2 separate regions of the Homo sapiens genome follow, and region 2 is linked to region 1. Evidence: read pairs that join two places in POLR2A ChIA-PET (ENCODE). Cell type or tissue: MCF 10A. All regions are shown on one strand. Links, peaks and the distances in the headings refer to the core of each region. The heading gives the core; the rest is flanking DNA.

Region 1 (2,936 bases), core at 279-2,778:
TATACACTCTAAGTTTTCAAATATATTAAAAAATGATTCATAATGACTTAGGCAAAGAACATTATGCAAATGATATACCTAAAATCTAGTTTAATTCCAAAGATTCAATCTTTCTCACATTTTAAATATTAATCATTTGGTTTAAATGTCTGATTTTAGGTCAAAAAAACTAGAATAAAAGCACCAATTTTCCAATGCCCAATTATATCTTAATGTATTTCTGTCTAACCGGAATTTTAAAAAAGTAGTTGAGAAAAGATACTGAGTTATTTTACAGAATAGAACTTGGAGTCTATGAGGACAGTTAATAAAATTTCCATCAAAGAGAAACTGAAAGGAAATTTAATCACTTGGTCAAAAGTATAATTGTCCATTTAGGATCTGAATATTAAATTTAAATGATGGTAGCAGTGCATTTAAATGTTCACACCTAATTCTTTTGAAGGATAAAGCTTCAAAATTTTGTATCATTCTGCAGGGATAAGACTCTTCTGTAGTGAAGGCATATGGGGTATTACAGTAAGTTTTACCAAATTCTTTCCAAGAAACAGTCCCTACTGATGGGGTAAGAACAGATCTAAGGAGACTTTGCTTTGGTATATTTACATTGAATAATATTTATAAATTTGATATTTAAATTGTAGATATATTACTTGGAAGCAACTTCTTTATCCTCAACTACTATCATGTGTTTAAAGCTATTGCTATTAAATAAGAGGTTGTATCAGGACTTAAGATATATTTTAAAAACCACAGGCATACACACATGTACACACATACTCAGAAGGTCAAATAGTTTGCAAAACTATAAAAATTCTAGCCCCTGCATTTATCATATCATTATTTTTAAAAGAAATTAATATAATAAAGTGGAAGTCATATGATCTATTTTCAAAGGAAAAATAAGGTAAAAATTTAAAATATGAAGATTATGAATCTTTATTATTTAGACTATTATGAAATAAGCAGGACAGTATCTTTTGTCACAGTGTCGTATTGCAAGTTTGACCAGCCCATGTCCCATTAGTAGGCTTATTCATATCTAGGAAGTATAAATAAATCTACAGATGTTTTGGTTTCATATGACTCTAAGGAATATAAAGAAAAATAAAAACTTTAAAATGTTGTGTGATCGCCCATTTATTTTTAGTGTTTTTTTTTTTTTTGAAATACGGTCTCCCTGTGTTGCCCAGGCTGGACGTGAACTCCTGGGCTCACCTGATACTCCTACCTCAGCCTCCCAAGTAGCTGAGATTACAGGCTCATGTTACCGTGGCTGGCTCTCCTATAATATTTAAATATAACATCAGTTGATGCAATGGACTTGTAATTGTAAATGAAACATTGTTCCTTATAGTAAATGAAATTCATATAATGTCTACTGGAGATGATTTTGCTGTTAGTTCAAGTGTTTGTGTTAACATATGGGATAGAGTATTATTAAAGTATGTCTACACTTCATCATTTTGTTTTGTTCGAACTGACAAACTAATGTAACTATGAATACCTTAAATAGTCAACACAATTAAATACAGCATAATTAATTAAATGAAATTCTAATTGCTTGAATGCATAATGTTCATGGGTCATTGCAACGGGAATCAGAATCTCTGACATGGATATTTGCTCTTGAGCAAACTACCCAGGTTTGCTTTTGAGTGTCAGCTTCGACATGTAAAATAAAAGCATTGGGTCTAATAATCTCTTTTGAAAGAAAAAAACTACTCTTTTTATGAGAACACCATTTTTACCCTTCAAACCATGGAAGATGAGCTCTCCCTCTGATCAGGAGGAAATGATTTTGACAAGGTTGTCAGTGATCTCTGAATTGCTAAAATAAGTAGGTGCCCAGCAGTTCTTGGCTTACTTGATCTCTGCAGCTTTAGATATGGAGATGGCTCTTTTATTTCAAAAACTGCCACCTTCTTTTGTTTTGTGATAGTGTTTTCCCCTGATTTTTCTTTTTCTTTGGTGGCCACACAGGTATAGAAAATTTAGTATTTTGGAACTGAGCTAAAAAACTTTGGCCACACAAATATTTCCTCTTGTATTTTCTTCCTTCGTGAATGGTATTACCATATCATTACCAAGTCAGCACACTTTGGTATAGGGTGTTACCTGCCATGAAGAAGGGGTAGATTTTTCTTCATACAAAGGTAATTTAATCTGAGCACCCCTCCTCCAATCCCACAAGGAAGAAAAAAGACTGTAATGTGTGAGGTCTGAGTCTGGTCAAATAAAGTTAAATCTTGCAAACAAGATTCTCCAGGGAAATGTGAAATGAATCAAATAGTAACAATTATCTAGGACTCAGATTTTGGAGGAGAATTAAATCTACTCTGCCCACTGCAGTGGCTGTTTGAATATTGGTTTTCATCCTGACTTTGGATGAGTTTTGGATTAGTTTTCAAGGTTATCTAGTGGGGGTAGGAAGGAAGATTTGGAGGGGATTAGGGCAATGAAGACACAACAAACTTCATGATTTTTATTAAAATGCAGCCATTTGTCTTGAGTAATCACTTTTTGGAAATCATTACTCACAATTCTCACAGACTTCATTTTTCCTTAATATATGAGTTTTTTGACATGACTTCTCAAACTTTTTCAAACAAAAACACATCTTTCTTTCATCAGCTGATGAAATATTTTACTAGTAAAATAAATGCAATCCAGAGGAACTATTTCATATTTCTACTACTAAATAAACAAATTTACCTACATATGTAATTACATTACCACCTACCCCCCTTTTCTAATGAAAAACATCTTTTTCCTATTGAAATCCAAACCAAATGGGTTGTGCTATAAATCTCATTTCCCCTCTCATACTCTAGTCTAGTTCATTCTTATAAATTTCTTCTTTCTTTTGAATTGTCATGTTTCTCTTTTTTACTGTATCATAACCAAAACCATACAACTGTAATATACTCTTTATT
Region 2 (2,936 bases), core at 106-2,605, 150 kb after region 1:
TGCACTCCAGACTGGGTGACAGAGCGAGACTCCATCTCAAAAAAAAAAAAAAAAAAAAAATCAACTGACAGCATGAGCAAGATATCAAAATTTAGAACTCATAAAATGGATGAAAATTGAACTCAATTAGGAATGAGAAAATATTAAACGTAAAATACAATGATGATATTATTATTATTATTTTGTTATCAAATAGACACAGGGTCTCGCTCTGTTGCCCAGGCTGGAGTGCAGTGACACAATCACGGCTCACTGCAGACCTGATGTTCTGGGCTAAAGAAATCCTTCTGCCTCAGCCTCTGAAGTAGTGGGTGGTATTATAAATCGCAGAAAAAAAATGTAATTTGGTACAGGACAAATTAAAATCTGCAAAGAGAAGAAAATAACTTCAATCTAAAACAAAAGTAGTTTAAAAAAACTCACAAAGAAGAAATACAAATTTATAATAAACTACAAATATTTTAAATCTCACCAGTAATCAATAAAAAGGCAAACTGAGGCAAATTCTTAATTATAATTAAAATTAGCATGGCTATTTTGGTGTTAGAGCATATGAAAACTTACCTGTTATCAATAAAGACATAAAATTGTGCACACTTTCAGGAGTTAATAGTTTTATAAAAATAACTTAAAAAATAGTTATCAAAGTAACTTTTTTCTGTTTTGTCTTACAAAAATATTGAGACATGCTTAGAATGTTTTATGTACTAATACTTTTCTTTTTAAAGTAGTTGTAGTGTTGAAAAATGGGCAACAACCAAAGTATTTAACCATTGGCAATGTTTAGTTAAGTTTTGAGATAGGAAAATGTTAATGTATAACATAACCATTAAAGTCAACTTTTGTAGGATATCTTATACTGTTGGAAAAGAGATTATTATAAGTAATATTAAGAAAAGAGGTACAATCTAAATATATATAGATCATAATACTAATTTTAGATCAGATACTTTTATAGTTACACATATGTATACAATTGCTGAAAATAGCTTATCTCTTTGTGCTAAGAAATTGACAATTCTATTTTCTTCTTACTTTTCTTTTTGCTGAGGAGGTAAAGCCAAAAGCAACATTTATATTCAAATGTTGTAATAAAAACTGTTATTAATCTAAAAATAAATGTGTTGACCACAGTAGATATCAAAATAATAAAAGTGACTCTCACCAAACATGTCATCAGATATGAAGACCATAGTGCCTTAATTTTCAGGGTCTTCTGCAACTCATGAGAAATCACCTTCTCTAACTGATACAGAAACTACAGTAGAGTTCACAGTGTGGTAATTGTAACACATAATCCCTGAAACTGGAACAGAGCCATGCTCTTGTAAATAATTTGACCTAAGTCCAAGAAAATGTACTTGCTAGCATCAAGGGTTTTCTAAATAAAGCTACTTGGAAGACTCCTGGGATTCCCCTGAAATGAGCCACTTGACATAATTTTGCCCTATATCAGTAGAATAGCTGTAAACTAAAGATTTTGAAACATGTGATAGCTTTTAAGTTCTTAGCACGTTTATTAGAAGATGTGGCTATGCAGCTGTTATGGGTATTTAAGGAGCTGGGGAACATCCAAATTACAGCACCCTTCAACGGAATGAATTATTAAGAGGCTGTAACAACAATAGCAGTTGTTAGAGCAATGCCCTTTCTCCATAGATCTCACAAAGAGCCTAGTTAATATTACTGGGCCTCTGAAATGAGTAGGTAGCAAGGAAGATTTCTCCACTTACATGTAATAAAAGTATGTCTCAAGAAGCACCAATCACAATCACAAAATTATGTAGAAGGCAAACTAAAAATATTTGTCAACTATCAATGCATAGCAGGAAAAGCTTATTGATTGTTACTGCATATAGAGGAGAGTGGTGACTGCCAACAGTGAACATAGGTTCACAAAGAGCTAGGTTTATTGCAATAATATGCACTTTCTGGATTTAATGTCCTTAATGGCAGCAACTAGGCTGTTATATCAGAGAAATACTGAAAAAAAAAAAAAAGGTTTGGATTTCAGAAAGATATCTGACAAAAATGCTAAGTAAGTCCTTGTGAAAAAATTATTTGAGACTTATTTGTGAGATGTTTTGCAGAGAATTATAACATGACTAAATGATCTTATCTAGTGAACTGCTTTAAGAATGGAAGTCAACCACAATGGACAGGAAAGAATCTAGTTTTATATGGCAGGATTTGATTGCTTGTTGCATCACATGTTAAGCATTTTTTATCATTACTGTGAATGAGGGCTTACATGACACAACAAATTGTCAGATGACAGGAAACTAGAGTGATAAAGGCCACATGAATTGAGATATTCAGGATCTAAGATAACCTCAGGGGGCTGTAACATTAGAGGAAGTAAAACCAGATAAATTGCATTATGAATGAATATAAAAAGAAGCACATTTATTAACAAAAAAGTCTGAAGAGGTAAAGCATTGGCTAAATTTTAATGCAACTGACTTCAAATCTATTATAAGCCCAAAGTAAAGTGTGGCAATCGATACATAATCAAGTAGAATCATAGATTGCCTTAATAGAATAAAATAATGACTTTGATGGGTTTAATAACAAAGCAACTACTAATAATTTAAGTATGTTTTTATTCATTTATTGCTTTCATATTTAGAATAGTGCTGTGGATTAGGGAATACAATATAGCAAGATGAGTTAGAGATTTCTTTGGATTTCTTTGTCACTCTATGTTTATCTCACCTTTTGGGATGTACACCTTTTCGGTGGATAGGCCCTGTTCTCTTTATGTCAAGAGAATGTAGGATGATTTGTGAATAATTCACATTATGAAAGTATGTTCTTGACATCACACTAAGAGCAGGATTTTCACTCAAGTAAGTGGAGTAAAAGTGATGCAATGGGAAAATAAATGGTGGGTTTCCTGAAGGAAATTAACCCGTATGGATACAAAGCAGTGTTGG

Evidence for each region. ChIA-PET counts read pairs that join two places held together with the same protein. Peaks named below come from ENCODE experiments on the same cell type or tissue, not always from the same donor. Only the 100,000 strongest peaks of a DNase experiment are listed, where the experiment ranks them.
Region 2: POLR2A ChIA-PET joins it to region 1 with 5 read pairs; 2 of 35 experiments call an interaction of 5 or more read pairs at or near these places.

Annotation. Positions count from the first base shown.
Region 1 is chr9:31,547,413-31,550,348 of GRCh38, reverse strand. No RefSeq gene overlaps it. Among named protein-coding and RNA genes, the nearest start is that of LINC01243, 170 kb to the right of the region's middle. In MCF 10A, for the core only: no CTCF peak of the experiment used is centred there; no DNase peak of the experiment used is centred there.
Region 2 is chr9:31,392,744-31,395,679 of GRCh38, reverse strand. No RefSeq gene overlaps it. Among named protein-coding and RNA genes, the nearest start is that of LINC01243, 13 kb to the right of the region's middle. In MCF 10A, for the core only: no CTCF peak of the experiment used is centred there; a DNase peak (open chromatin) is centred at 1,349.